Regions from separate parts of the Homo sapiens genome. Here regions 2, 3, 4, 5, 6 and 7 are each linked to region 1. A link is a loop called in an ENCODE intact Hi-C map of the cell type or tissue named here. Cell type or tissue: mammary epithelial cell. All regions are shown on one strand. Region 1 has its middle 51 kb from the start of LINC02082. Region 2 has its middle 5.6 kb from the start of MECOM. Region 3 overlaps MECOM (MDS1 and EVI1 complex locus). Region 4 overlaps MECOM (MDS1 and EVI1 complex locus). Region 5 has its middle 37 kb from the start of LINC02082. Region 6 overlaps LOC107986051 (a long non-coding RNA gene). Region 7 overlaps MECOM (MDS1 and EVI1 complex locus).

The links. A loop is a pair of places that touch in the nucleus more often than their neighbours do. Peaks named below come from ENCODE experiments on the same cell type or tissue, not always from the same donor. Only the 100,000 strongest peaks of a DNase experiment are listed, where the experiment ranks them.
Region 2: a loop joins it to region 1, with 12 times the contacts of the local background. A loop is called at or near these places in 21 of 110 quality-filtered maps.
Region 3: it touches region 1 in a loop (6-fold over the local background); 11 of 110 quality-filtered maps call a loop at or near these places.
Region 4: it touches region 1 in a loop (9-fold over the local background); 11 of 110 quality-filtered maps call a loop at or near these places.
Region 5: it touches region 1 in a loop (11-fold over the local background); 6 of 110 quality-filtered maps call a loop at or near these places.
Region 6: it touches region 1 in a loop (2.0-fold over the local background); 5 of 110 quality-filtered maps call a loop at or near these places.
Region 7: a loop joins it to region 1, with 27 times the contacts of the local background. A loop is called at or near these places in 3 of 110 quality-filtered maps.

The regions. Positions count from the first base shown.
Region 1 is chr3:168,950,463-168,954,462 of GRCh38, reverse strand. No RefSeq gene overlaps it. Among named protein-coding and RNA genes, the nearest start is that of LINC02082, 51 kb to the right of the region's middle. In mammary epithelial cell, CTCF peaks have their summits at 1,772 (motif pointing left) and 2,268; a DNase peak (open chromatin) is centred at 2,902; H3K27ac peaks cover 1,582 bases.
Region 2 is chr3:169,667,314-169,671,313 of GRCh38, reverse strand. No RefSeq gene overlaps it. Among named protein-coding and RNA genes, the nearest start is that of MECOM, 5.6 kb to the right of the region's middle. RefSeq lists an enhancer at 1,700-2,201. In mammary epithelial cell, a CTCF peak has its summit at 2,034 (motif pointing right); a DNase peak (open chromatin) is centred at 2,033; H3K4me3 peaks cover 1,129 bases; H3K27me3 peaks cover 1,625 bases.
Region 3 is chr3:169,131,492-169,135,491 of GRCh38, reverse strand. It overlaps MECOM (MDS1 and EVI1 complex locus), which reads left to right. Exons shown (of 17, transcript NM_004991.4): 4 at 3,961-4,000. Among named protein-coding and RNA genes, the nearest start is that of LINC01997, 130 kb to the right of the region's middle. In mammary epithelial cell, a CTCF peak has its summit at 2,137 (motif pointing left); no DNase peak of the experiment used is centred here.
Region 4 is chr3:169,147,615-169,151,614 of GRCh38, reverse strand. The region is part of intron 2 of MECOM (MDS1 and EVI1 complex locus); the gene reads left to right. Among named protein-coding and RNA genes, the nearest start is that of LINC01997, 150 kb to the right of the region's middle. RefSeq lists a silencer at 2,117-2,176. In mammary epithelial cell, a CTCF peak has its summit at 2,130 (motif pointing left); a DNase peak (open chromatin) is centred at 2,064; H3K4me3 peaks cover 1,051 bases; H3K27ac peaks cover 482 bases.
Region 5 is chr3:168,863,163-168,867,162 of GRCh38, reverse strand. No RefSeq gene overlaps it. Among named protein-coding and RNA genes, the nearest start is that of LINC02082, 37 kb to the left of the region's middle. In mammary epithelial cell, a CTCF peak has its summit at 2,029 (motif pointing left); no DNase peak of the experiment used is centred here.
Region 6 is chr3:169,024,767-169,028,766 of GRCh38, reverse strand. LOC107986051 (a long non-coding RNA gene) reads left to right here. Exons shown (of 3, transcript XR_001740574.2): 3 at 1. Among named protein-coding and RNA genes, the nearest start is that of LINC01997, 24 kb to the right of the region's middle. In mammary epithelial cell, no CTCF peak of the experiment used is centred here; a DNase peak (open chromatin) is centred at 1,736; H3K27ac peaks cover 473 bases.
Region 7 is chr3:169,343,903-169,347,902 of GRCh38, reverse strand. All of the region lies in intron 2 of MECOM (MDS1 and EVI1 complex locus), which reads left to right. Among named protein-coding and RNA genes, the nearest start is that of MECOM-AS1, 100 kb to the left of the region's middle. In mammary epithelial cell, a CTCF peak has its summit at 1,819; DNase peaks (open chromatin) are centred at 1,762 and 3,222.

The DNA.
Region 1 (4,000 bases):
GCGAGCAGGGAGGTGCCACATTCTTTTAAACAACCAGATCTGATGAGAACTCACTCACTATAATGAGAACAGCACCAAGGAGATAGTACTAAACCATGCATGAGAAAACTACCCTTATGATCTAATCACTTCCCACCAGGACCCATCTCCAACACTGGGGATTACAATTCAATATGATATTTGGGCAGTAACACATATTCAAACTATAACAGTTGCTAAAATCAGCCTGGTGCAGTAGCATGTGCCAGCTACTAAGGAGGCTGAGGCAGAAGAATCACCTGAGCCCAGGCATTCATGTCCAGCTGGGAGACAGCGAGGACCCATCTCTAAAAAATAAAATACACAACTTGCTATTTCTTTCTATTTTTGAACCTAAGTTAGATGACTTTAGGCACACAGGCAAATCATTCCAGTTTTTTGGATATTTTCAGCAACTTGCTTTTCTCTCACTAGAAAAAAAAATCACTTTAGGATAAAAAAGAACATGTACCTGTTTATCCTCTTCTGGTCATTCTAGAACCATATTCTTGGTCCGCTTCTGGTCATTCCAGGACCATATTCTTGGTCCTACCATCGGAGAAGGGAAGGGGGCACTCCTTTGCTCAGATATACACTTCTTCATATCAACATAAACATAAACTGTTTCTTGATATCTGTAGTACCTCAAAGTCTGTCGGTCTTCTTATTTTACCTTTATTATACAATACTCAAAGCAGATTCAAGGGTCCAGCCTCTGTGTTAGAGAACTAAATGGAAGATGTTAAGGTCAGCATGACTTAACATGACAATCAGGTCAACATGACCCTTTTCAGGACTAAGTGCTAATCCTGTGGCCAGCTCAAAGAATAATGCTGTCCCCCTCCCCGCAGTTTTTCCTTTCATCACATTTGTTACGAAGACAAAACGTTCTATTTAGAGTCAAGATTGCCTATTTAACATGATGTGGAAAAAGAAATTATAAAGTTATTTAAAAAGTTCTTCCTCCCTACTCTCCATTCTCCACCATTACCCTGCCCAACTACATAAACATTAAAATCCAATCTAGCCCTCATTGTGAGACTTAGGAAGGCATGTTTCTATTGGCAACCAAGTTCCTTAACATCACTGCACACTGACTAGAAAGGAATCAGGATTGACGAAAACACAAAGGTAAGATTTGTTCTAGATGATTTATTCTGCTGTAATTTCTTCCAAAAGCTCCCTATCCCCAAAACACACACACCCTTTTTTCCCTTAAATAAATAATGAGCTTTGGAAGTCCTTTAACCTGTTTTTCTTATAGACATCTTTCTAAAAGAAAATAGAGACAGTATATTCTGGAAGTTTATATAAGTTCCAAAAAAGGAGTCACTCTGGTGCAGTTTCAACCCTCGCTACAGCAGGTTTCTTTATGGTGAGTATGACAAAGGGCAGGCTGTGCTGCAAAAATGCCAGCCATCTCTGTGTTCAGAAACCTTCTATCACTCTTCTTGATTTGACATGAAATATTAAACACCAGTTACCAGCAAAAACTTATTGAACACAGATGTCCACTATCACTTTCAAATTGCTAAAGTCAATTTAGGTTTATATATTTTCTTTGCTTCAGCATTTGCATGCAACGCAAATGTTCTGTGACAGTAATGATTTCGCAATATACCATTTCAATTAGGAAAGCACGTTGTATATGTGTTTTCATTTTTAAAATGCCTATTTCTTTTCATTTTGAAGCTCTGTGTCCCTCAATAATAATGGGACCTTGGATTGAAAAATAAATAAAAAGAAAGAGCTCCACCTACTGATTCATTTTACAAACGTTTTTTCTGTTCTACTTGAATTGAAAATGCTCTTTGGCACAACAGGGACCTTGTGAACATGTAACTCAAACTGTTTGGTTTGAAAAAAAAGAAAAAAAAGATACAGGACTTGCCCCCATGGAAAGGAATTGGTTAGAATGGAGCTCTGTCTGTCTCTGTGACTTAAAAGGCCTCCTCCCCTTTTTCTGTGCCCCTCAGAAGACCTAATTAATAAGTCTGCTTCAGGTTTAGTGCTCCCCAGGGGTATAGGTTAACTGTGGCATTCCCTTTTGCTGGGTTTAACAGAATTCTGGCGAGTCACACATTTTGCTCTACTACAATAATCGTATTCATGTCACTGGCTGCCCCTTCCTTCTGAAGGACTTGGTGGGCGCCCTTTGAAAGGATTTACAGGGCCATTTCTCCCACTGGTGAAGCTGGAATTGTTCAATGCCTACCATACTACTCCCCAACCCCCACCAGCACCTAGACTCAAGTGATTTCATAGGGAAGTGAAGAAAAACATCCACTGGGAACCTGGGGGTAACTTAAGGAGGCCAAGATTAATTACTTGAGGAGGAACTGCCTGGGCCGGACACTGGGGGTGCTCTTTGGGAGCAGCATCTGGAACGATGGCCTGTTGTGATGTCTGCCAGCTCTGGTCCTGCTAGCTCAGTTGCTCAAAAGCTTCCAGAACCATTTTTAATTCCTGCCTTGGAGCTACTTTTAGGGACGTGTCCCCAGGAGTCTCTCATTGTGTGCCAACCCATGCAGTTTTCTGGTTGTATCACATCAGACTGATGTGACTTATTGGGGGAATATTCTAACCTCTTGACGGGTCACAATGTCCTGGGCCTTCCAGTTTGGACCCTGCTTCCTACATTATAGAATTTCTTTTAAGAAGAAAAAACCCTAGACTGTATTTGTCTCATACATTTGAGCAGTGACTATAGAAAATATTACCAATGGGCAATAAGATGGTATCTAGAAACACACAATGGAGTGGCTTCGAGTCCCCTACCTTTGAACCTGTCTGCTCAGTCATGCATTCCATAGACATGATTAACTAACCATAGGACCCAGGTATTCGAGGTCTGAATATAAAATGTTCATTCTTCCCCCAAATGATTCACACATCACCTATCACCGCACAGTTGCCAAACTCTATGGTTTTCTTGTCACACATAAATTCAATAGCTGACCACAGCCAGGGACAGAGATTTCTTATAAATCAAATAACTACAAACATTAGAGAGAGAGGGAGGGGACTCACTGCCACATTTCAGTCAATCAAAAATACACGTAATGAGAGTCTACTTTGTTCAAGGTGCTGTGCTTGGTGCTATGGGAATATCTAATAAAATATGACTGGCCCTAACTTTGAAGCAAGGGAAATGTCTACCTCACATTGGTGCTATGAGGATTATATGCAATTACCCAGCCCAGTGCCTGGCACATAGTTGGGTGATAGCTAAATGGCCACTATTATCTTTTCTAGTAATGTTATATTTAAGCAATATTTAAAAAATAAAAGCAATGCCCAGAATGGAAGAGATAATGGATTACAAAATAGTTGACCAAGACACTGATTGTTTTGAGATCAGAAAAAAAGGAAAATTCTTGGAATCTGAAATAGGTTTGCTTCATGCAAATTGTATTTTAGCCCTAATTACAATTTACTATTTTGGGAAGCTCACTAAGTTCCAGGTGCTAGGCTGAGCTCTTGACAATTTCATCTCTTTTTGACTTTCACAATCAAACGATGTAGATATGATCACTCCTAATTTACAGATGAGAAAATGAGGCTCAGAGAGGCTTAGTCACAAAGGCCTGACACTGATGCACATGATTTTTCCACCTAATCAAACTGTCTCCATCATAGAATTATAGTCTATTAGAGCTAGAAGGAAATGCAGAGGCCAGCTTGTTCTAATTGCTAACTTGACAGGTAAAGAAGCAGAGGTCCAGAGAAGAAAAGTGATTTGCACAAATTCACACATTTAACTAGTGACATAACTGAAATTAGAAACCAAGGCTTTTGGTTCCAAGTTGGTGTCATTTTCAATATTTTCACATTTTTTCCCAATGAATCTTAAATCAATAGCACTTATAAAATACAAATGTAAAAAGACTGTGTTAAGAAAAATCTTTGTGCTTCACATCAATTTTACATTACCTGTCTTCTTTGCTGGGTAAATACTTAATGATTTCCTATTTCTGAGAAA
Region 2 (4,000 bases), 720 kb before region 1:
TGTAATCCCAGCACTTTGGGAGGCCGAGGGAGGCGGATCACCTGAGGTCAGGAGTTCAAGACCAGCCTGGCCAACATGGCGAAACCATGTCTCAACTAAATATACATAATTAGCTGGGCCTCATGGTGTGTGCCTGTAATTCTAGCTACTCAGGAGGTTCAGGCAGGAGAATTGCTTGAACCCGGGAGGCAGAGGTTTCAGTGAGCCGAGATCGTGCCACTGCACTCCAGCCTGGGTGACAGAGCGAGACTCCATCTCAAAACAAAGCAAAACAAAACAACAACAACAACAACAACAAAAAACAAACCAAAAACCATAGCTAAAACCATTCTCTCTCTCCTCTCTCTCTCTCTCTCTCACACACATACACACACACATGTGCATTTAAACTGAAATGTTAATATCTAATTGTACCAGTCAGTTCTATGTATGTCAAAGTCCTCAGGCTTCAGCTACTTGAGGGGCAGTCTGCTGACTAAAGGCAACTATCTTATTGCAGATGGGAATGGGAAGAGCAGTATCCAAGACCCCTGACTCTCTCTCTCTGTCTCTCTCACACACAGACATGCACACACACACGCACACCCTCGTTATTTTGCCGACTATGAAATGTTAGAGCTTAGAGCTCTAAATAGCTCCATTTATTAAATTCCTACTATGTAGCAGGCGCCATACTAGGTGCTTTGTATACATTGTCTTTAATTATCACAAGTATTCTGCAAGATGTACATACTTATTCTAATAATACAGGGGAGGTAACTGGGACTCAGAGAGGTTCAATAATTTGCCTAAAGTTATGCAACTGGTAAAAGGGAGGACTGGGATTTGTACCTCCAGTGGTTTGATACTTAAGGTGTTTCAACTCAATCTTGTGACCCCAGAATTTATCTAAGGTATAATGGCCCTGAAATCTGAATACTGCCATCTTTTCTTAACAATGGCAACCATGGCTTCCAAAGCATTTTTATATATTAATCCTATGTGGGAAGAAATGCCTATTTCCATGCTGCAGATGAAAAAACAAAGTGGAGAATATAAGGCATAATCTCTTTCAAGATGTCCACAGCTGAAAGGGGAAGGAAGATCTGTAAACAAAAAACTGTAATGTAAGGAGGGAGAAATAAAAGCCATAGACTTGGCAGCAAAATACTGAATGGGTGAGGGGGGCTTGAGGAAAGTGGCTGGAAGAGATGTCAATCAGACAAGAATCAAGGAAGCCTTGCAGGTGGCATTTGGCCCCTAAGCTCAGTGGTCAATGCATGTTAGTCTAGGGTTTCTGCAGTGGGCCAGAGGAGATGTAGCGTTTACGTGGATAGGTTCGTTGACTCCATCCTCTCCCGTGACCACGGCAGAAAGCAGGATTTGAAATGAAGTTCAATCACAGAGGCGTCCTGATTTAAGACAGAAGAAAGAAAACCTGGCCAGGCACATTCTATTGCAGTGCATCTCCAACTTCAACGTTCTAGTGAATCACTTGTTAAAATGTCAATTTTGATTTAGTAGGTTTGGTTGGGGCCTGAGATCTTGAGTTTCTATTGAAATCCTGGCGATGCTTGATGTTGCTGGTCTGCGACTACACTTCGAGGAGCATCTGCATCACCTAGGAGCCTGTTGAGAAATGTTGGGCCCCACCCCAGGCTTACTGAATCAGAATCTGCATTTTAACAAGATTCCCAGGCGATTCGTATGCACATTACACTTTGAGAAATACTCTTCCAAGTAATTCTTTTTTCAATGGAAGGGACCCCAAGAGGTCCAAACTTCCCAGGGCATCGCTCAGGAACAGTCTGGTTTCTTTCCGGAGCTCAAGTTCCGTGCCCCGTGAAGTTGCTCCTCCTGATTCTAAACCGGTAGCAGCTCCAGGAGTTTGCTCGCCTCATAATCCTCCTTGCTGGGTTCCTTTCCACCCCAACCCGCGCCTCCCCGGGGCGCTCCAGCTGTTTCCCACCCCCACGCCCAGGCGGCTACTGTGCACAGCTGGAGCCCTAAGCGGCGTGAGCACCAGAGCTGCCGCGGCCAAAGAAACCAGGCGAGGGCGCCGCAGACTAGGCTGTGCGGGAGGAGGCCGCGCCGAGCCCGGAGAGGGCGGCCAGAGCGGCTGGTGGGGGACCGCGAGCTTAGCACCTGGTGCCAATAGGCACGGCCCTGGCGCGGCCCCACATTCCCACACTGCAGGAACCTAGGCTCGCCACCTGGGAGGCGGCGCGCATCACTCCAACCTGCGTTTCATAAACCCTTCGGGAAATGGTTCTTCAACCCCATGGGCTAGTAATCAGCCCGACGTTCTCTCCAAAGAACTGCTGATTATAATTCCCGAGCGGGGCGGGGGCCCAGATTTTAAATCGACTATTTAATGTCATCATCGTCATTATTATTAAAAGCCAGCTACCCTGACCGCTCCCTGCTCCCCGTACCTTATATACACATCAGAAGTTGGATGGGAGGATGTTGAACTAGGGGGAGGGAGTAGGATTGTAAAACCGAATGATTTGCTAAGAAATCTGGGACCGAAAACGCAATTTACAAAACGGCAAGTTTTACGAGGTAGAGAAGGTAACTGGGCAGAAATCGCCCGGCCGCCGAACACCAGCTGCGCGTACTCGCTGAGCCGGCTGGTCCCGAGCGCGCCTCGCTGTGCCATGCCGCCCCGGCAGCGCGAGGATTTCGCAGGAAGAGGAGGCTGTTCCGTGTCTCAGGCCCCGGCGTCGAGACGCTGTGGAGAGGGGTGCCCCCAGCCGCCCCGCGCCCTTTGCGGCCCGTGGCTCCCTTTCCCTGGCTGGACGTGGAAGCCGAGCTAGCCCTGAGCTGTCGCCTCGCCGGCGTTCAAAGCGCGCATTTCTCTGCAAGCTTCCCTTTTAGGGCAAAGCGTGGCGGATCATTCAAAGTTAACACCTTCATGCAGCCGCTGCTGCCTGGATGTGTGCTTATATGTGTATGTGTGTGTATTTCTCTGACAATGTCAGACAAATCAGGTAGCTTTAACATTAAAGCCTACGTGTTCTATCTCGAGGCTTATCAGGTTTGTTCAAACTTTTGTGAGTGTGTGTGTGTGAGTGCGCGCGTGTCTCCACCCTCCTCTCGCTCCCCCAGCCCCACCCCCACCCCGCCTGTGCAGGGCGAAGTAGTCCTATATAGCGATGATAAATATCCCTGTTGATCACTTGATTGATTACCTCCCTGAAAGGTCACGCGGGCTCGCAGTAATTTCCTTTTGCCTAAGGCTCCCTTTTCACTTTTACTCCGGCACGACAGCTCCGAGTACACAGGATCTTTATTTTTTATTTTAACCCCTAAATGCAACCCCTCCCGAAAACAATGCAGACAAGAAAAATCGAATAAAATCAACTCGAGACCTTTTCGCTCACTCTCAGCCTCCCTCCCCATCTTGCTCCATTCTTTCTTGTCGCCCCTGCTCCCTCCTACTTCAGCCCCCCTCCTCAACTCAAATGTATTCTGGACACTATTTAATAGATGAGTGTCTTGCAAGTAAACTCAGGCGTCCCTTGGGTCTGCATTTCATGTCTGTGACTCTCTCCCTTTCTCTCCTGTGGACTGAAAATTCGGATTTAAACCACTAGACAAGCTATTAATTTAGCTAGGCTACCCAGGGTCCTGAACCCAATTAATTTCTAATAATTATAGCCCAAGGGGGCTAGATAGATCTCCCTGCCTCTTTCTTTTATTGCCACTCCACGCCACCGAGGTCAGCGTATAATAAAGTGTGTATTTTGAAAGCGATCTCCAGAACAGTGAGTTATTGCAATGAATGAAAATTGTTTCCATTTTGGCTAATTGAGCCGGTGGCCGAAAGCTGGAGCCCTGAGACTAAATAAAGAGGACTGTTTCATTTCAACATGAAGAAACCCCTGCCTAGCTCTGGTCACCCAGCGAGAGTTTAATTTCTTAACAGCCAACCTGAAACCCAGCATTGGGTAAACAGTATTAATAATTGCATTACAATGATTAAATTAATCTTGCTGGTAGCCAGGAGAATATAGGT
Region 3 (4,000 bases), 180 kb before region 1:
CCCATTCTTCTTGTCTTTCACCTTATATTGGGAAGAATTGAGTTTTTTCTTCTCATAGAACATTCTGAGAGAGAGAGCAAAAATAACAAATGAACAACCTTTTCATATTAACTCAAAATTTTCTAAGTGTTGAATATTTTTGAACCTCTCTTTATTTATTGGGGGTATATTCATTACAAAATTTCAGATCCAGGATATTTTTATTTTGAATCCAGAGAACTTTTTACATAAAACCCTGATAGGAGAAGAGACCCATTATTAACTGTTTTATGGAACTTAACAGATTAATTGACTCCCTTCCATTTTTCTCCAACACAAAAATGAGAGAGTTATATTAGTAGTGTCTCTGCTTATGGCACATAACACAGATGGTATGTAATTCACTGGACTGCAATATACTCAAGATTTTGAGAATACAGATTTTAAAGACATTATAACTCTATTTTATAAGCATGGTCAAACATACTTATTATATACAAATATGTGAGAAAATCTATATAAATCACTCCTTTGTTGCATTTTTATTTGCTGAAAGATCTATTTTATAACATAAAAGTATATTTTCTGAAAGGCCTGATTCCTCTAAGATGACATCCCATCATTTCCCCACTATATTGTTTCAGGGCTACAAATTTTCATTTTGTTTTCATTTAAATTACTCCTGTCTCTTCTCAAATGCCTGCTGGCATACCATTAATGTTATTAGAAAGTAAATTAAATTTATATGTAGACATCCCTAGATTCAAGGATTCAAATTATACTTTTGGGCCATTGTAATTAGAAGAGGAAAACAATGTTGCTTAAGTGTCTCCAAAACCCTAAGGGATGAGAGGTAATGAAGATCAGGTGGTAGAAACACCTTGAGAAAAGGACTAGCTTGGTAAGGGTATGGCAAATGGAACTTCGAGGGACATTCTTATTGCTATATGGGGAAGCATGCCCAGAATCTGCCCTCATTATATCTGGCGCTTGCCAGTTCTTTTCAAACCTCAGTTTCATGAGCACCATAAAAACTCACTTAAAATTGAAAAGAACACCCTGAAGTTAAAATCCACTTTGCTTTTCTTTGCCTTTCATGGCTTGGAATGTCACCTTTTACCTCCAGTAAATAAAGCCAACATCAACACTCTTCCGTGTCTTTTATTTTGTATGCACTCAATATTCTTCACATGACAATCTGGACTCTTAAAGGGAAATTACAGTAGTGATCTATGTCTTGGCAAAGAGAATTGTCTTTATAATATATAGTTACAGTGTATCCATCAATTTCTTTTGTTTCTTAGACTGTTCACATTGGATTGAGTAAATCTAAAATGGAATTAAAAGAGACATGATTAATAGTGGACTACAAAGAAATAATGATATCATAATACTCTCTTAAAATGACCTGACGTGTGTCTAAGTAGTATTCCCCAATAGAGACAATTGCACTGTTTTACTGTCTTGTAGGGTATTGTCTCTTTAACCTCACTATTTCCGAGAAGCCACCGAAAAGTTCTAATATGTCACAATTCAAATGTCAACATGTTGTTGGAAAGGAAGCTAATAAGTTAAACCTTTGAGAGATGCCAAAAAAAGAGGTGATTCAAACTGTTGAGAGAAGTCCATTGTTTTCTAAGGGGAAATAGAACTCCAGAATGAAACAGTGTACTTATAAGTATTTAACTGGAAAGTTTAGGGGAAAAAAGCAAACTCACACATTATTTTATTATTATTTTAAATCTGGTAATCTTTAAAAAGAACTGTTCTCAGTGTACTTCCAAGGAAAAGAAAATGTGAACAGCTAGGGTTAATAGGATACAAAGTGCAAATAAACTATTTTTTTTATAGAAACAGCACATAATGAGGAGTAATTTTGCCAAGTTAGTCTGGATTCTATCTGTGGACAAATACAAAGAATCTTAGGTTATATTATAACATATTATAGCAACATTTTATGTTTAGCATTGTTTTCTATAAACCAGCTTCAGGTGGTTCAACTACTATTGAATGAAAAAAAATTATTTTATTTTGACAGGAAAGAAGCTAAGCAGAAAATACTCCTCATTAAGTTATTTTTCAAATTTAGCACAATTTTGTGCTCCGGTCTTGTTATAGAAAAATAAACAATTGGACTTTAGAGCCACCTACTGGAATAAAGAGGCACGTACAAAGTTCTCATCTTTCCAAAATATAAATAGATAAATAAAATTAAAGTATGAGCATTTCTGCTGATCTTATAAGACATCAACTTATGCAGCTTTTCTTAGTTTGAAATATCATGTGATCTTGCAAAAAACCATAGTTAACAGTAATATCTTCTAAGAATATATTCTTAGAATATGATGGTGGTTGTTGTGTTATTGTTTTGGTAGTGTATGTGTGTGTGTGTGTGTGTGTGTATGTGTTTTGCTCAGATATTTAGAATCTGGACTTTTTTGGCTTAATAAGATTGATTCTGGGCTGGGTGCAGTGGCTTACTTGTAATCCTAGGACGTTGAGAGGCCTAGATGGGCAGATTGCTTGAGCCCAGGAGTTCGAGACCAGCCAGAGTAACACAGTGAAATCCCATCTCTACCAAAAAATACAAAAATTAGCTGGGTGTGGTGTTGCATGCTGTAGTCCCAGCTACTCAGGTGGCTGAGGTAGTAGGATCACCAGAGCCCAGGGAGGTTGAGGCTGCTGTGAGCTGTGATCATGCCACTGTACCCCAGCCTGGGCAACAGATTGAGACCCTGTCTCAAAAAAAAAAAAAAAGAAAAGAAAAAAGAGATTGATTCTGTTTGTGGACATTCTTAGGAAGATTGGGAGAAAAGACTTATTGGCACTGTTAAAGAGAGAGAAGAATATATGAGGCAAAGGAATAATTTCCTTCTCAGAGTACTCTAGGGTTTTGCAAAGATACTGTGGTATAATATAATTGGTCTCATTTTCACCAGTTAATCGTAGAACTTCATTCTTTCTTCTAAAACCTCTATCTGATTATGGGATTGTTTAATAAATAACCTTAGAATGAAAAAAAACTGATGACATTTTTATGGTAGAATGAATAAACATCTAAAGATTTTCATGCTTAAAAGCTTTTTTAAATGAACAAAAACCAAAAAACAAAAAACCTGGTCCCTGGACAGGTAAGTTGGACAATGACTTGCCTAAGTCACCAAGCTGCTCAGGAGAAAGGCAGTGGCTCTTGGAAATTTCAGGTCAGGGTTCTTTCCACACTTGCTCCACTGCTTTTGAGTCAGTCATTAACAGATTTATTAAATGCTTCCTCTCCTCAGCACTTTGCTAGAAAGCAAGGGGAATAAGCACCACCCCCACCACCCCAATAAATGAATCAATAAAATGCATAATGCCTACTTTCAAAGAGAGAGGATCAGGAGCTGGGCCTGAGGGCAGGACCCTGGTATGGGAGCACCCTTCTGATTGGTGAGAGAGGGGTTAAGTTTTGAAAAACAAAATACTCTCCTTTGTTGTCATGATCCTTTATGTCATGTCCTTTCAACCTATTACCTTCCAAACACGTTGTTGAGAAGGCGCTACTTTTGCAAACTTGCTTAAGTGGGGAAGGTACAAGGTAAGCTAGGCTACTGCTGGAGAATTCCAGGCAGGATTCAACTCTGTGAGTACGTGTGGTTTGCTAGGGTGCTTTGAGGATTCAGAGAAGGGAAAGTTCTTCGTTAAACATTACACAGGATATATGTGACGCAGCTAGCCTTGCATTAAGAAAATTTGATTTGTGAAGTAGGATTTGGAAAAGATTTGTGAACTGGCTTGAGAGTCACAGCTTTCCATTTGTCACCAGAGGGCTGGTTTTCAATATATAAAACAGGAAATCACACTTCTTTTGATAAAAAAGAAAAAGAAAAAGATGTTTGTTAAGGTGTTTGTACAGGTATCTTAGTGTATATCTTGCCCTTTGTTAATATATATACATCTCTCTCTTTCCTGATTCCATCCACCTTTATTTTGTCTTTAAAGATATTCTATAGAGTAGTTGCAGACATTGCGCCGGGAGAGG
Region 4 (4,000 bases), 200 kb before region 1:
TGCTTCTTGACATGAACTGTATGAAACAGGATTTAACAGAATCTCCATGAATAAAACTCCACTTGAGAAATGTAAAAATGCACATGTACGTTCTTGAAAAGCTACAAAAAAATAGAGTTAAAACAAAGATGTTAGGCTTGGAGTTTAGTGTATATTTAGCCACCTCAAGAAACCCAAAGCTGCAGAATTAAGGGAATTTAGACTGAGGTTATAAAGTGCCTTCCTCTATAAACTAAAAACATAATGTCAGGGTGAATGGGAACATACTTTATTAACTTTACGGTATTGAAAACTGCCAGCAAGTTGTCTTGTTTTTAAATATTGTCCTCTGCAGAGTGTTACAGTGCTGTTTGTCCACAGGAAGCCTATTAAAAGTGGACAGTGCAGTCATTTCATCTGGCTTTGGCTGGACTGCTTTTCTTTCCTTTAATGATGTGCTGGAATGTACCATGCCCATAGGGTCTCCATTAGCAGAACTTTTACTTCTGGGACGACCATGAAGTTTAAGGCTTAAAAGAGGCATCAGTTTACAGTCTTGTGGGAATCACTTGAATACTGGAGCACTAACTTCTTACTGCTTTAACTAATATATTGACTTATTTTAAATAAACAGTTACACAATGAAGGCAGAGCCAGTGGCCTTATTGGAAATCTTTGGGCTTTTTAAAGATTCTGCAATCCACACAGCTGGGGAAGGAAGGAAGGGGCCTGAGGAGGGTTTATGCCCTTTTCAAACCAGGAAGAAAACACATTAACCTCTCCCACCCCAGCCCTGCCATCAGCCAAAGGGGGATCTTTACAACTCCTAGAAAATCTATCAGCCCACACTCAACCCTCATATTTTTCCAATGCCCTTTTCCTGGTAAACAACAATTAACAGATCAAGAAAGAAAAAATAATCATTCCTTCTGGAAAAATGTTTTTAAAATCTGGTTCTCTTTTTAAACATCACTGATGAATCATTCCATTTTTTTCTTTCCCCGAAGCTATACATTTGTTTTAGTTTGTTCTCCTACTCCATCCCCTTAATATTTAGATCATCTGTCCTGATACATGTTTGCAAATTAAAGCTGGTTTGAGATTACAGTAAAACCATTATTTTTAATAGCCCATTTCAAGGGCAGTGCTAAACACTGCAGAACACGCATGTTACTGATTACTGCTGAGCAGACAGCGGCTTTTGCAGATTAATTTGTAACTGGGAACTACTGTAAACAGATTTCACCAGAAATCCCAAGGAATAAAGGGAATTGGTGATGGTATTTGGCTCCTTGTATTTATTTATTGTTTTAGAAACCTTCTGATGGAAAGCAAGCTAACAGGGGAAGAAGCAAGCCCCTTGCAAAATCCTTTTCCTCTAACCTTCTTTCCTGTTTCATTCACTTATTGGGGAAGATGGATCAGGTCTTCTAAATAATTCTTATTTAAATAGCAAGAAGACCCTTTCATGAGAAACAAGGCCAGTCTAACTACTGTGGGATTTCAGAACCCTATCTTTAAACTTTAAGTTGTGTGAAGAAAAAGTGAGATGACTCTGCCTTTACATGAAGTTATTGTTATATACCTAAAGGAGAAAGGGAGTGGGATGGGGTGGGGGAGAGGGGAGGGAGAGACAGACAGACAGACAGACAGACAGACACACACACACACACACACACACACACACACACACACACACAGAGAGAGAGAAAGAGAGATTAAGATTTAGTGTTTTGTTAGCTTCCTTTGCCCAGGTCCTTCTGATGATTTCCTTTAGTCTTTTTCACAATTTATTCAGTGGAGAACAAGACTGATGATGACGATAATGATGATATTAATATAATAATAATGATGATGCAATGAATTCTCCATTCTTCTAGGTACATCTTCCAAGGTCTCGGAGGGTAAGCGTTCACTCTTGGTTGTATTTGGGGAAGAGAAGCTCAGACGTAGGAATAGCCTTCTCTCAGGCTGATGTCTACATGCCTGGACTGCAGTGTGCCTTCCTCTCGTAGCTCGGAAGGACGCGGAACGGCGGGCGAGGCGGAAGGCAGAGCTGTGTTGCCGGCGCCTGGCGGGCAGAGGCGGGTTCACCTGGGTGGCTGGAGCCGCCGGCGCTGCGCTTTATTTCGGAGCGCAATGCCATCTACCGGCGTCCTGCCGTACCTGCAAGTATCCAGACCTTGAAAGTCGCTCCGCCTCCCCCCACCCGAAGCCAATATAGGGGAAAAAACTCGGAGGCCCTTTCCACGAAATCCTAATTTAGCCAGGACCTGCCAATGATTCCAGACGACCTTTTGTTTTCCTACCGACGTTTCCTCGTTTTGAAAGCAGTTTTGTAAAGGGCAAGGAGGTGGGGGCCGCAGGGTTGGGGCGCTGAGCTCCCAGACCCCCTGATCAGGCCGCACTGTCTGAAGCAATCGGTTCCCCAGATTACTTGTATTTAATACACAATGCATCATAAAACAAATCCCTCATCCTGACAGGAAGAAAATAGAACAGCTCATAGCTCGAGCCGGTCCAATTTATGGCTAAATTAAAAAAAAAAAAAAAAAAAAGAAAGCTCCGACAATGGGCAAGTTGAGGGAGGGCAGGAAATCAATGGCCACGAACCAGGAGCTCTTAAAGGTTCTCAAGCGCCCAACTCTACGGGAATATCTGACCGGGTTTTAGGTTATTTACAAAGGATTTTTCCTGTCCTACCTACCACTGCTGTGCGATTTTCTCTCAAACAATGGCCATTATCTGAAATAACAGTTCAATGTCACAGATAACAGGCCACCGAAACAAATTAGTCACCACCTCTTGTCATTTTCTCTCCCCCAATCCCTCCCTTTTGCTACTATTTTTGTTTTTAAATCAATATTTTGGGAAAATATAGTTCTACTGGATTTACACGTTTATTTGCACTTGGAGAAAACAAAAAGTGGGTGGCACTTGTGTTATCCCGTTTGCAGCTAAAGTTTAACCGTCAGCACACTTTCCAGCCCCTCTTGCCCCACCTCTCCCCCGCAAGTGTCCCTAGACTCGCTTACTTTGCTTAACTTTCCATTGTTGAGCTGGGGAGTTGGATTTTGTCCATTTGTTTTTATGAATGGAGTTTTGTGATAAAAACGCGTTTACTTCCATTTAGCCAGTGGGATTTACTAAATCTTACAAAGTTGGCCATGAATAAATCTGTAGACCCTTTTGTTTTGCTATGTATCCCCTGTATTCTTTCTTCCAATGTCTTTTCTACAATGTATTGGTTTAAATGTACCCAAGGTATATTAGAAAGTTATTAAACATAGGATAGTACCGATTACTAAAAGCAGCATTTATGATGTTAAACGTTCAAAAATAATCTGAGTCGTCAAATTGCTTATTGCACGTTTTGGCGTTCAAGGTGTTTTAATTAATGTATCAAAGAAAATGGCAAAGACTCACCAGACAGTCATCAATCTCTCTAAACCCATAATATGCTGTTTGGGCGGGTTATATGCCAATAATTTTTCAGATTTTAAAATATCTTTAAAGAAAAATATGGTTTGAAAATTTTGCACGCCCTTCCTCTGACCTAGCTACAAGAATGAAGGGAATAAATTAGAGTATGAGTTTCAATTAAAAAAATTTTTTTTAATGCTTAGCAGAAAACTGGAAATGTACATGTCAACTTTTCACTCTTGAGGTTGCTGTTTTCTGAGAATTTCTAAACTATTTATATTTAGTCTGAACTAGCGTCCCTATACCCTAAGCTTTATCCTCCCCACTCCAGCACTACCTCTCCCCCCTACCCCCGCCCCCTCCTGCCTCGGTGCACACACCCTCACACCCCTGAAAGCACTTCTCTACCCTTCCCCATCCCTCCCATCCCCCATCTCTCTCTCTCTCACACACACACATGCACACACACACTCGCGCGCACACACACACACACACACCACACTTGTGCTTTCAAGACATCGAAACGGAGGCTATTTCCCTGGGGAAAGAAATCCTGCCTGGCGAGATCTCCCCATTGGTTGTTTACCCGGAGAAATCT
Region 5 (4,000 bases), 87 kb after region 1:
TAAAGCTTGAAGTATAAGTGACAAAAACAAAATAAAACAAAAACAATCAAACGAAACACCCAGAGAAAACACAAACCATAACATAAAAACAAACAAACAAAAAGACAGTGTTACTCTAGTACCTCTAATACTTCTTTACTATCTTATTTTTCTACATCTGGCATTTTGCATTTACATAGAGCCAGAGATGGTCCATGCAAGCAGGCACAGAAACCACTTATGAAATATTCAGTGCTTGAAAACACATCTCCTGCTCACCACTCCTTAAAGTATTCCCTTAAGAGAAGCTCTCCTTTGAGGCACCCTCCACACCTCAGTAGATATATTCAACTAATATGAAAAATCAGAATATTTCACTCCCTGTAGAGATTGCTGGGACAAAACTAAACATAGTTAGATTGCTGGGACAAAACTAAACATAGTTAGGTGGCAGGGGAAAGGAGGAAAGAAGCACTCAGATGGGAAAAATATGGGGATGGTTGCAATGGCAGTAGATATGCCTTGCCTGCTTTGCGCTTTTCCAAAATGGGCTTGTCACTTGATGGGATAGTTTTAGGTCATGTATAATATATATGGCTATCACTGAAATAACCAGTTTTTCCTCCAAGGAAAGTGAACAAAGCTGGTTCAGTAAACTAGCCAGCTTCTGTTGTAATTATTTTCAATCTGCTACTTTGGGTGTATATTTAATCTAGTAATAAAAATATTTTGTTAGGAAAAAAATACTTGACATTTCAATTCTGGGCATTTTGTTCTTTGCTAAAAACTGAGAGGAAAGGGTGGGTGTTGTAGCTTAGAATGAAAAGAAAAGAATGGGCAAATTGTGATAGACATTCTCTAAGGAGAAAGGAAAAAACAGGCTTGGAAGGTTAAGTAAAATTTAGATAAGAAACTTCAAGTTTCTTTATTGAAGTTCTTTAAATTGATGATCATAATAACGAAGAAGTAAAAAGAACATTGTCCAAATATTCAGTCTAATTTGTATGATAGGAATACTAATGTCTGACCACCGTATTTTATACAGTTTTTATAATAAACAAAAATTTTCAAATGATATAAAATTATTGTAGCAACTACTAAGCACTTACTTAGATATAGCATTGGTTTTACTCTCACTAGTTTATGGAAGCCAGGTCAGTTTGCCCAGTGATGTCTTTTCTGGTCACTCTGCTTCCATCTTTGATAAAATTTGTGAAACACAGTTTTGAAAGTAAAAAAAATTTAATTGGGATAGTTAAATAATTAATTGGAGAAAGTTATCACAGACCTAGAACTTTTAACTACTGCCAAGATATTATTTTTTTCCTTTCATAGACTGGCAAAGATTACAAGGTTTGACGTACATAGTATTTGTCAGAGTCAGAGCTAAAAGTACTTCTCACACCTATATGGTGTGAGTGTAATTCAGTGAAACCATCTTTTCTGAGGGGGATAGACACAGTTTTAAGTAAACAAGCTTTATAATTATGCAGCTAGGGAATTTAACATGCAGAGAAATTATACCTGTGCAAAGAAATAAATGCAAGATTTTTAACTGCAGCATTGTTTTTAATAGCAAAAGACTAAAAATAGTCTAAATATTTATCTGTAGGGGATTTATTAATACATTTTAGAGACATACAAAATAATACTCTGAAACCATATACAAGAAAAGGCAGGTCTGTGTAGACTGATAATAGAAAGATGCCTAAATGTATGGTTTAGTGAATAAACAAAGAAGCAAAACATAAAATAAATCTTTAGTGCAATCACATTGTGTAAAATAAAAAATACATGATAAGCTTAAATGTGGAAAGAACCCCAGCACACTTTAAAGGTGGTTATGTTTGAGGGGGGAGGGGGAAACCAGCAGGGAATCTTTCACTGTACACACTTATGCATCCATCATTTTTTCAAATTATTCTTATTATCACATATTTATGATATATATAAGATACATGAAACAACAAGTTTGAGGAGAAAATAATAGCATTTACTTTTTTTTTTGAGCTTGAATCCAAATTTAAAAGAATGAGGGAGCTATGGCCCTCTTGTGGAGAACTTCAGCAATGCACTTTTCTTAAAAGTCTCAACGTCTAAATTTATAGGTAGAAAGAACTAGAATTTTATATCATTTAATATCACAACATATATAAAATTCAATGCCATTGAATGTAGTTCTTTCAGAATCTTGGAAATATCTTTGTACAATCCGAACTTACCATGCATTTTCTGTGTGCAACACGATGGTACCTAATAGTTGCATTTCGTGGGAAAGGTCTGAGCACACCAGCTTGCTGTGAGAGTATATTTGCTAGCATACATGATTCAATTACAGGAAATGCTGACCTCTAATAATTACAAAAGCTTGTTGCTAATTAAAAAACAGTCGTTGCTTATGCCAATCTCTACACTACGATCTATGTAGACAGCTGTCACCTCCAAACTGAATCACTGTATGTGAATAATAAAGGTGCTTATTTTCATGGGCTAATTTAAAACATTTCTAACAAGAGAAAATATTTCAGAACTATACATGGCTATGTCAACCGCCGAATTCCCTCGGTCCGGTTGAAGGCGTGCAGAGTTTCCTGTCAACCTGTGCTCCGAAGCAGAACAGTCTCCAACCCGACCACTGTGACTTGCTCCATATTAACTATGGGCTACCTTGGAAATGTACCGTCTCTCATTGTAAAACTCCCCAAAGGGCAATTCAAATCACATTTAGAATTTCCTATTTACATTGCAATAGCCATGGCAGAAGTTTGAATGTCACAGTACAAATCTGGTACCAAATGCTGAGCATGTTCAGCGGATTCAGTTTCAGAATTCACTTCACATGAGCATATTTTCATCAAGTGAAAGGGGGAGGGAGTGTCATGGGATAAGATTGTGATATGAACTCTGGACTTAACTCTTCATCATCTTTAACAAGTAAACTGGTGTTTTTGCCTAGGCAAAAAAGAATTTACCAGACTAGATTACATAGTAACCCTGCCTTTTAAACTCTTATGCAGAAAAATCAAGTGAGAACAGACCACTAGTATTTCCAGTTAAATTTCATGTGTGATAAAGGGAAATTTGGTTAGAACAGCTTAGCAAATAGAGGCAACTTTCTTGAAGAGGAAATTATTTTTCTAGACAACTAATGAAGATTGCTAATTATTTTGCTTTCTCAATAGGAAATATATTAGGACATCATTTTTATCTTTTAATTTATTTTTTAGTATATGAATTTATAGAAGTAGATTTTTCAAAGTAAATAAACTAACATCATTTTCAGCAAACTGTGTTTTGTGTGCTTTGTTTTGCCTTTAAAAACATTCTAATTAATGATCTGCAGGAAGAAAATGTTATTCTAACTGAACCCAGTCACACACATGCATGGGATCTTAATCTCCAGATTCCTCAGTTCACCCAACTGAGGTGAACTTGAATGAGCTCATCTAGACAAAGCTGGAAGTTAAAAATGGCATTGAGTAATGCTATTTCATGTAAATGGCTGGGTGGTTGAATTCACCTCTGCCCAATTTTTCCTATTTCGTGGACGTGTACATTTATTTGCAGTACATGATGATATGCCTAGCAATTTGTTACAATCTAACATTAAAACAATTTATTCTGACCTGTCTGAAGTTTGTTTAAAGATAAACTGTATCAAAAGACAATGTGTAATTATCATAGACTTCCAGGCTCAGAAAAAAATATAGTCTTATTATTTGGAATTTAAACAGTCATGGAAAAAATAACAGAGGTGTCTCTTGGCTAAGACTGCCTTTGAACAGTCCTGAATTTGGAGACATAAATTTTTGCCTTAATTTGAAAACTGATAGAATCCACTTGGGTCTTGAACTATGTGTGTTCAAATATATGTGAAGGGACTAGATCTATCATTATGTGGCGTATTCTCAACTCAGGTTGAAGAAAACAAAACATAGCTTGTTATTCACTATACATTGGGGAGAAATTTATTTTTCTTTAAACTTTTGAGTTTATTAAAACACTTGAAACATGTCACTTA
Region 6 (4,000 bases), 74 kb before region 1:
ATTATTTTATTCTGTGCCATATGATATGAATCTTGCTTTTTTTTTTCTTTATGTGCCAACACTGGGTGAATTTATAAGGGCAGATTTATTTGACGGAAGTTATCAATCAGTAAAAAGAAAACACGTTCAATCTAGTTTAAGTTTCTGATATTTGTGTAATAATGCATTTGCAAGTTCTTATTATTCATTATTTTTTCTAGATAGGCATTTTCTAGGCTGGGCATGGTGGCTCACTCCTGTAATCCTAGCATTTGGGAGGCTGAGGTGGGTGGATCACCTGAGGTCAGGAGTTTGAGACCAGCCTGGCCAACATGGTGAAATCACGTCTCTACTAAAAATAGAAAAATTAGTTGGGCATAGTGGTGGGCACCTGTAATCTCAGCTACTTAGGAGGTTGAGGTAGAAGAATCGCTTGAGCCCAGGGGGTGGAGGTTGCAGTGAGCTGAGATCATGCCACTTCACTCCAGCCTGGGTGAAAGAGCAAAACTCTGTCCCAAAAAGATGTGTGTTCTACTCCTTCTTTATTCTTATTGCAATGACATGCATGATGGGAGCAAAGTATGTCAAATATCTTGGGTTGGCCAAGGCCTTTTATTTTTCCTAGTGGTATATTGTTTACTTGTTGGTGTAGTTTGAAGTTAACTATATTCAAATTTGACAATAAAAATATTTTCTTTTTAAGTGATCAGTTTTCATTTTGATGATGTTATGTAAAGTGCTAAACATTTTATCATGTCTTGAAACTGAAATTTGTCTCAACTTTTTTTTTTTTCTATTTTTTTTTTTATTATACTTTAAGTTTTAGGGTACATGTGCACATTGTGCAGGTTAGTTACATATGTATACATGTGACATGCTGGTGCGCTGCACCCACTAACTCGTCATCTAGCATTAGGTATATCTCCCAATGCTATCCCTCCCCGCTCCCCCCACCCCACCACAGTCCCCAGAGTGTGATATTCCCCTTCCTGTGTCCATGTGATCTCATTGTTCAGTTCCCACCTATGAGTGAGAATATGCGGTGTTTGGTTTTTTGTTCTTGCGATAGTTTACTGAGAATGATGATTTCCAATTTCATCCATGTCCCTACAAAGGACACGAACTCATCATTTTTTATGGCTGCAACTTTTTTACAGTGTACAGAAGCATGTAAAGGTGCTTTGTTCTATACCTAGAAGAGAAAATGGAAAATTGAGACAATCACAAATTTAAGTATAAAAATAACTTGGTTATTTCATTCAAAAACATTTTTTAGCTGAATGATCTGAATATTTGTCTAATTGCCCTCATTTATTTCTGTCCAAGGAGATACAGTGTCTGAAACAGAAACTAAATAAGAAGTTTCTGATTCTTTGATTAAAGAATAGGTGAAAATGTTTTGACGTCTGTGCTATAATGGATAGAACCTATCCTAGTCAAAAAATCCTTTATCTTGATTGTCAATAGCTAGAATTTAGGGATAGAAGCCAACCAATGGATAGGTTGTTTCAGAAAGGAGTGTTTTCTTGCTGAACTCTTGCTTTCCTTTGTCTTTTTTAAGTTGAAAGTCACCAGGCACTCTTTGATAGCTTGTTCCAGTATTCGCTAGTATTCTTTCCCTTTCACTGTTTCAACTGTGCTAGTCAAATGAGTTTCCATAGCCCTGTCCTCAAAAGTTGTATAGGGCATGATGGCTTGTTTTGTTTGGCAAAATTCTCTAGAACGTGATTCATTGTCTGCAGGTGATTCATGGTTAGGAAATTAATTCTGAACTCTGCCAGTGATTGCGGTTGATTAAAGTCCAGAAGTCCCTGCCGTCTGTTCACTAGCACTCTTTGTCAACTGAAATATTTCTATAATAAAAAGAGCCGAAAGTAGATGTGCTTGATGCATGGAATTAACATGTGTGTTTGCATCTTTTGAAACAGCTACTCAAGCCTACGCAATTTTAACACTTGGCATGAAAATCATTTGAAAAGTGTCTGACTGAATGAATCACATTTTACAAATAAATATCTGTCAAATGGTGCAATTACTTCAGATCCAGTCATTAAGCAATAAAATAAAGAAGTAAATAGGATACATCTGCTGCAAAGTGCTATAGATATGTGAGTTTCCTTCTCAAGTTACTTGTCTTTAATATTTTAGCCTAATTGGTAGAATGATTCACTAGAAACATCTACCACTCAATCTAATTATGGCACCAAAAAAAAGGGAGGGGGGAGGGAAATAAGGCTTTCTAGGCTAGTCCACAGGAAAAGAAAAAAAAATTCACTTACATGAGTAAAGAAATCAAAGAACAGAGATGAGCATAAAGCATTTCTTTTATGTGTCATTATGAGATGAAGGACCACAAATTTGAAAAATAATACCAGCAACTCAAGGTGTTAAGTACTTTCTTTCTATATTAAAACATTTTGTTGTGTCCATGCAAAAATCAAAGCAAATTTAAGAAGATTGTGATTTTTGTAAACAAATGGAATTCTCTGTGTGTGTGTGTTTTCTTTAATGAGGAAAGTAAGTAAATGAACAGGGATTATATTAGCGTTATAATTCTCTACCACTTTAAGTTTATCAGTGATACACAATTTATATTCAACAGCAGGCCAGGCAACGCATAAGGAAAATATGGCTTTTTGACACATAAATGACAACATCAAATATTAGGTCTTCTATCTCCAGTTGGCCTCCTTTCTATATAAATAATTATGAGAAGGACATAAGAAATAGGAAACCTGTGAATAGTTTAGTGAAATATTTAAAATAAGTTTTTGCCTGGATTTTATTATAAAAGTAGTACATTTTGTTGTTAAAACTTTAGAAAAAATAAACAGAAGAAATGAAAAATTACACATAATCTTACCACTCAGAAAATTTATATCGCTTCCTATGTATCTCGTGGTTTTTCTGCATTTTTTTCTCTGAATACTCTTAAGCCTTGACCTAAAGATGCCTCCTATTTCTGTTCTCTTTTGTCCATCTCACATTACTATGAGAAGAACATGCTCAATCCAGCTTATTATCCCAGGGAGGAGGAGAGACACGTGGAGCATGTGGAGCAGAGCTGCTCCAGCCAATCCGTAGGCCTACAGTGATGCATGAGTAACAATAAATGCATGAATGGAAATAAGTAATAGTTGTTTGGGGGTGATTTGTTATGCAGCAATAGCCAACAGGTACAATGTGAATAGATATAAATATATTTACTCACACACACATTATATATACGTATATGCAAATGTGTGAGTATATATGCTCACACACATTATAAGTATGCTTTCTATATATGTATGAAATATGTATATAAAAAAATCAGAAGCACAATGTCCTTTAATGTGTTCTTTCAGTGAATATATTACCACACTTATATCAAGTATAAATAAATATTTCCATCTTTGTCTTCCTGCGAGAGTGTGAGGTTGGTGAAAGCAGACACTAATGTATGCTACAGCCTGGCCAGAATATAGCCTACAGTAAGAACTAAAAAAGCACTTGCAATTAAATTAGAATTTTCAATAATGTCTTTTTAATGGCTATACTTTATTCCATTGTATATATGCACATATAATAATATACCTAATCAGTCCCCAATTTTTATTCCTGTTGAAATTGGTGTATAGTCATATAGTTAAGTCTCTATACACATGTCTGATTTTTTCCTTTGGAAAGACTCCTAGAAGTAGAATTTTGGATCCAAAGTTATAGAAAGGACAGCTATTTAAATAAAAACCTTTCTATCAGCATCTTAGAAATCATGATTTGGAAAATGACTTTTGGTTTTTGTTTTTTTTGTTTTTTGTTTTCTTCTAATATGGCCTTTCTAAATTAAGGTGAGAAAAAGAGTGGTCTCAAATTTTTCTTAGAACAAGGAAAGTTTAATAGTAAACATTTTTTCCCCTTAACATCAAGAAATTAAGCCGTAACCACTTTCCGTTCTGTCATTTTCTCTTTCTGATTCTTTGGCTTCCTTTCATAGCTGGTCGATGAAGATCTTTTGAGATTTACTATGTGTGGAACACTT
Region 7 (4,000 bases), 390 kb before region 1:
AGGCTATTTTGCACATATTCTGTAGCATGCTTAGCAATGGGGCTTGTCAGTCAGTCAACACGTATTTATTGGGCGTTTATGTGGCGAACCAGACAAATCCATTCCCTGAGCTCTTGCTCTTATGTTCACAGAGGCCTGTCATCCACACAGAATTTCTAATAGAAATTTTCTTTTTCAAAGTGAACTCATCTACATTTGAATCAGAAGAAGGGAAGGTGAGAGTAATTGAATGCTTTTGTTATGGGTCATTTCAATTCATTTAAGGGTAGATAACTTCTCTTGTAGATATCTTTCAGTTAATTCTAACTCCTCCTCATTTTTTGTCTTTTATTTGTGGTTAGTATGATTATGAAAGAAACACATGCATATAGTAAAATTCAAGCAGTGCAGAAGTCTTTTTTCCCCTAGTAAATACTCCGTGTCTCTCTATAGTTTCAACAATATCTTGCATATCATTCCAAAAAGTTTACAGGAAAATGCATGCACACACACAGACATTGTGTGTATGCGGACAAAAATCTTTTTCTTTCAAATGTGTACCTATATATTCACTTATTTGATTTATTTTTGTAGTAATATTTTGGATATCTTTCTCTATGTAGCTAATTCTTTTAAATATTTATTTAATTAACTAAACATACCTGTCTCCATCCACTAACTGCCCCCCCATGAAGTACAACCAATGTTTTTATTGTGTATCATCTCTCTAAATATATGATATGCATGTAGAAGCAAATGCATATATGTTGTTTCTCTTTTTTACATTAGTATAGACTGAGTATACCATTCTGCAGTTTGCTTTTTTCCAGTTAACCATTTGTCTTGCTGATCATTCCATATCCACATGTAGAGAACCTCCTCATTCTTTATCAATTATTGTATAGAATTCCACTGAATGGATATACCATAATTTGTTTAAAGGTTTCCCTATTATTAAACATTTGGGTTGCTTTTATTTTTATTTCTTTTTTGCTATTGCAAACAATGCCAAATCAATAACTGTACATGGAGCAAAAGGGCATATGCATTTATAACTATTTCAGGTTCTGCCAATTTTCCATGGCTGTGCTAACCAACCATGGAACTATATATGGAACTATATGCTGAGAGCAGCATATAGAAGTCCCTATTTCCCCACTCTTACACACCAGCATGGTGTGTAACTAAGTAGTGTCTTGGAGTATTTTAAATTTTTTTTTATAGTAAGAGTGAGGTTAAGCATTTCTTTTCATGTAGTTAAGGATCATGTGTAATTTTTTTTTATTCTTTAAATTGTCATTGAAGTGCATTTTTTCCCCCTGTGGCTTGCTGACATAAAATGACTTACCCATGGTCACATATCTAGTTAGCTACCGAGGCAGGACTAGAATTCAGCTATCGTGGTTATTAATTTGGTAATTTAATATTTCTTACTGTAGTACATTAAGAATAATACGTTATCATTTGAATCCTCCCAACCTTGGGTTATTGTTAGGATCATATGAAATAAGTTAGAATGTGAAACAACATTTTCAAAATTAAAAAGAGACCTGCAGAATGTATGATGATGGTTCATTTAATTTTACAAAGAAATCACAAGATTTACCACTTTGAAAATATGCAGTTCATAATGAAAACAGAATAAATAGTTTGACCTGGCTGCAGTCTGAGAGAGGTAAGGCAATTAGGTTGTTATGAGCCTTCTGGACAAGCAGAGTCCTGATTTTACTAGCTTCGTGCTGACATGTATGCCTTGTTTTTTTTCCTTCCCTAAAGAATGGAAAACATTGTACCTTCACAGAGTGATGGCAGTCTTGCTTCGCTTAAAACTTCATCACCCTCTGCATGAGCAATTTGCCTTGTTCTTTTAAAAGTGGGGGGAGGTGGAGGCAGATCATATTTGCAGTTTTTTTCTATTAGATGTTTCAAAATAGGTGGATTAAATGAAATTTGTTCATCTGTGTGTTATTGTTTATCAGAGAAAAATTCAGAACTTTTCGATAATTGGCTTTCATTGTTTTCACCAGTGTTGACTCTAGATAGCACAGAGGTGTATGCAGATATTTCCTTGGTTACTTTATCGTGCCATGTCGTTATGTAAAATCACTTCAAGGCATTTACTTTTATTTATATTTCATATTGGCTGGGCAAACTGTCTATTAATTTTGTGTGCACATAGCTTAAAGACATTAGCCCATACACAGTAATGGCTGGCCTAACTTGCATGTACAAAAGTGGAATTTAGGAGATTAACTTGCATTTGACCTACTTCAGCTCTCCTGGTAATGAGGGGTGCAGGAGCACAGAATTAATCTCTCTCAATTTGTGGCTCTCAGGGGTGCTGCTAAGTTTTAGAGTGCTTGAATTTTAAAAGTCTCCTGTTGTGCTGAGGAGTTTTTGCTACCCAGTAGAACTCTATTGACTATTGTGATTGAAGTACTGGTTTTATCTATTGCAGCAATATTTGTGGCAAATATTATGAACGCACATAAAGTGAGTTAACTGTATTGTTTGGCTCAGACAGTAAAATGGGAAAAACTTGGGTCAAACCTGTGGAGCCATGATGTCTTTTTTTTTCTTCCTATCCCTGGAAGTCTTAGGTTAGCCAAAAATGCATAAGCTTTAAACTGCTTTACAAATACGCCAGAAGCTGTCTTTTATCGTATATTTGTTATGCAATACTGAGGTACTGCTGCTGGGAAGGTATAAGTCAAGTTGATATAATTTGGATTGATTAGCTTTTAAAAGCTTTGAAATGACAGTGCAATTATTGCTATGATGCAGGTCCCTTACAGCTGGATTAATGCATTTAGTGAACAATTTGGCCATGTAATTTATTTCTGTGGAGTTCACATTAACTGTTAAATGCATTTATTCCCCAACAGTCGTATTAATACTGTGATAATGTGCAGCAGTAGTAGCAGGGATAAACTCTAAGAACTTCTCAGTCCCAGTTTAGTTTCAAATTCTCCCTTCATTTCCACTAATTTTTATCATGTAGCAGATCAGTAGCAAACTATGTGATGTCTCTTACCTCTTCCTCTTCCTCTGGCTGTCCTTTAATACAGGTGAAGGGATCAAAGGTTGACAGGAAGCCTATGGACCAGAAATCAAAGATCTGGTTGCCCCCATATCTGCATAATTGCTCCTCAAATTTCAGACAGTGGCCTTGGCCGTTCACTATGCAGTGGTTTTTGTTTTAGAAACCTCATTCTGACTAAACTCATAGATTATGCTGAGTGGATCATGCTTAGTCAGTAGTTTCAGATGATAATGATTGCATAACTATAAAAGGTTCCTTTGAGAGATCATCCTGTTTAACCCTTCATTTTACTGATGAGGCAAGTGGGTCCCAGAGAGGCTCAAGGTCATTTGCTAGTTGGTGGCAAAACAAAGCCTAGAATTCAGGCTTCTTGACACTCAGGGCTTTCACTGGGACTCCTCTCTGTAGAATATTTAAGGTTACCCCATTTACATCTCTTCTTATTTGTCCCGCTTGAGCACTTTATACTCTTTTTAGAAATGTGAGAAACACACTGTAGTTGATGTAGTTTTTTTCAAAATATAGAGAAGGTTTACATTTAGCTCTATCTGGGAAACATTCTGAGAGATTTTCTATAAATAACCCCTCACTATATTACAACTTCCAGGACACTATGCCTAAAGTGATAATTTTACACAAAAAACACATATATGTCATTTACATGATATAGACACACATCCATACACACGCAGTATAGTATTCCAACTTATGTTCCTTTAAAAAGTAAATGGCTACGAAGCTACCAAAATGTAGTATTTTCCTTTTATTCATTACAAAGATCAATCTTTTATTTTTTATCCCAAAGGAAAATACTAATATTTATAATATTTATCAAAATGCAATGAGATTTTATATTATTTCCAACAATTTTAAGAACTCGCCAATTTTATGTCTTCAGGTTAGAAAAATAAGTTATTTTGTATTAGAAAAGCAATACTTTGAGTCTCCTTTGGTAAGTTTAAAGCAAAAGTTTGTTGG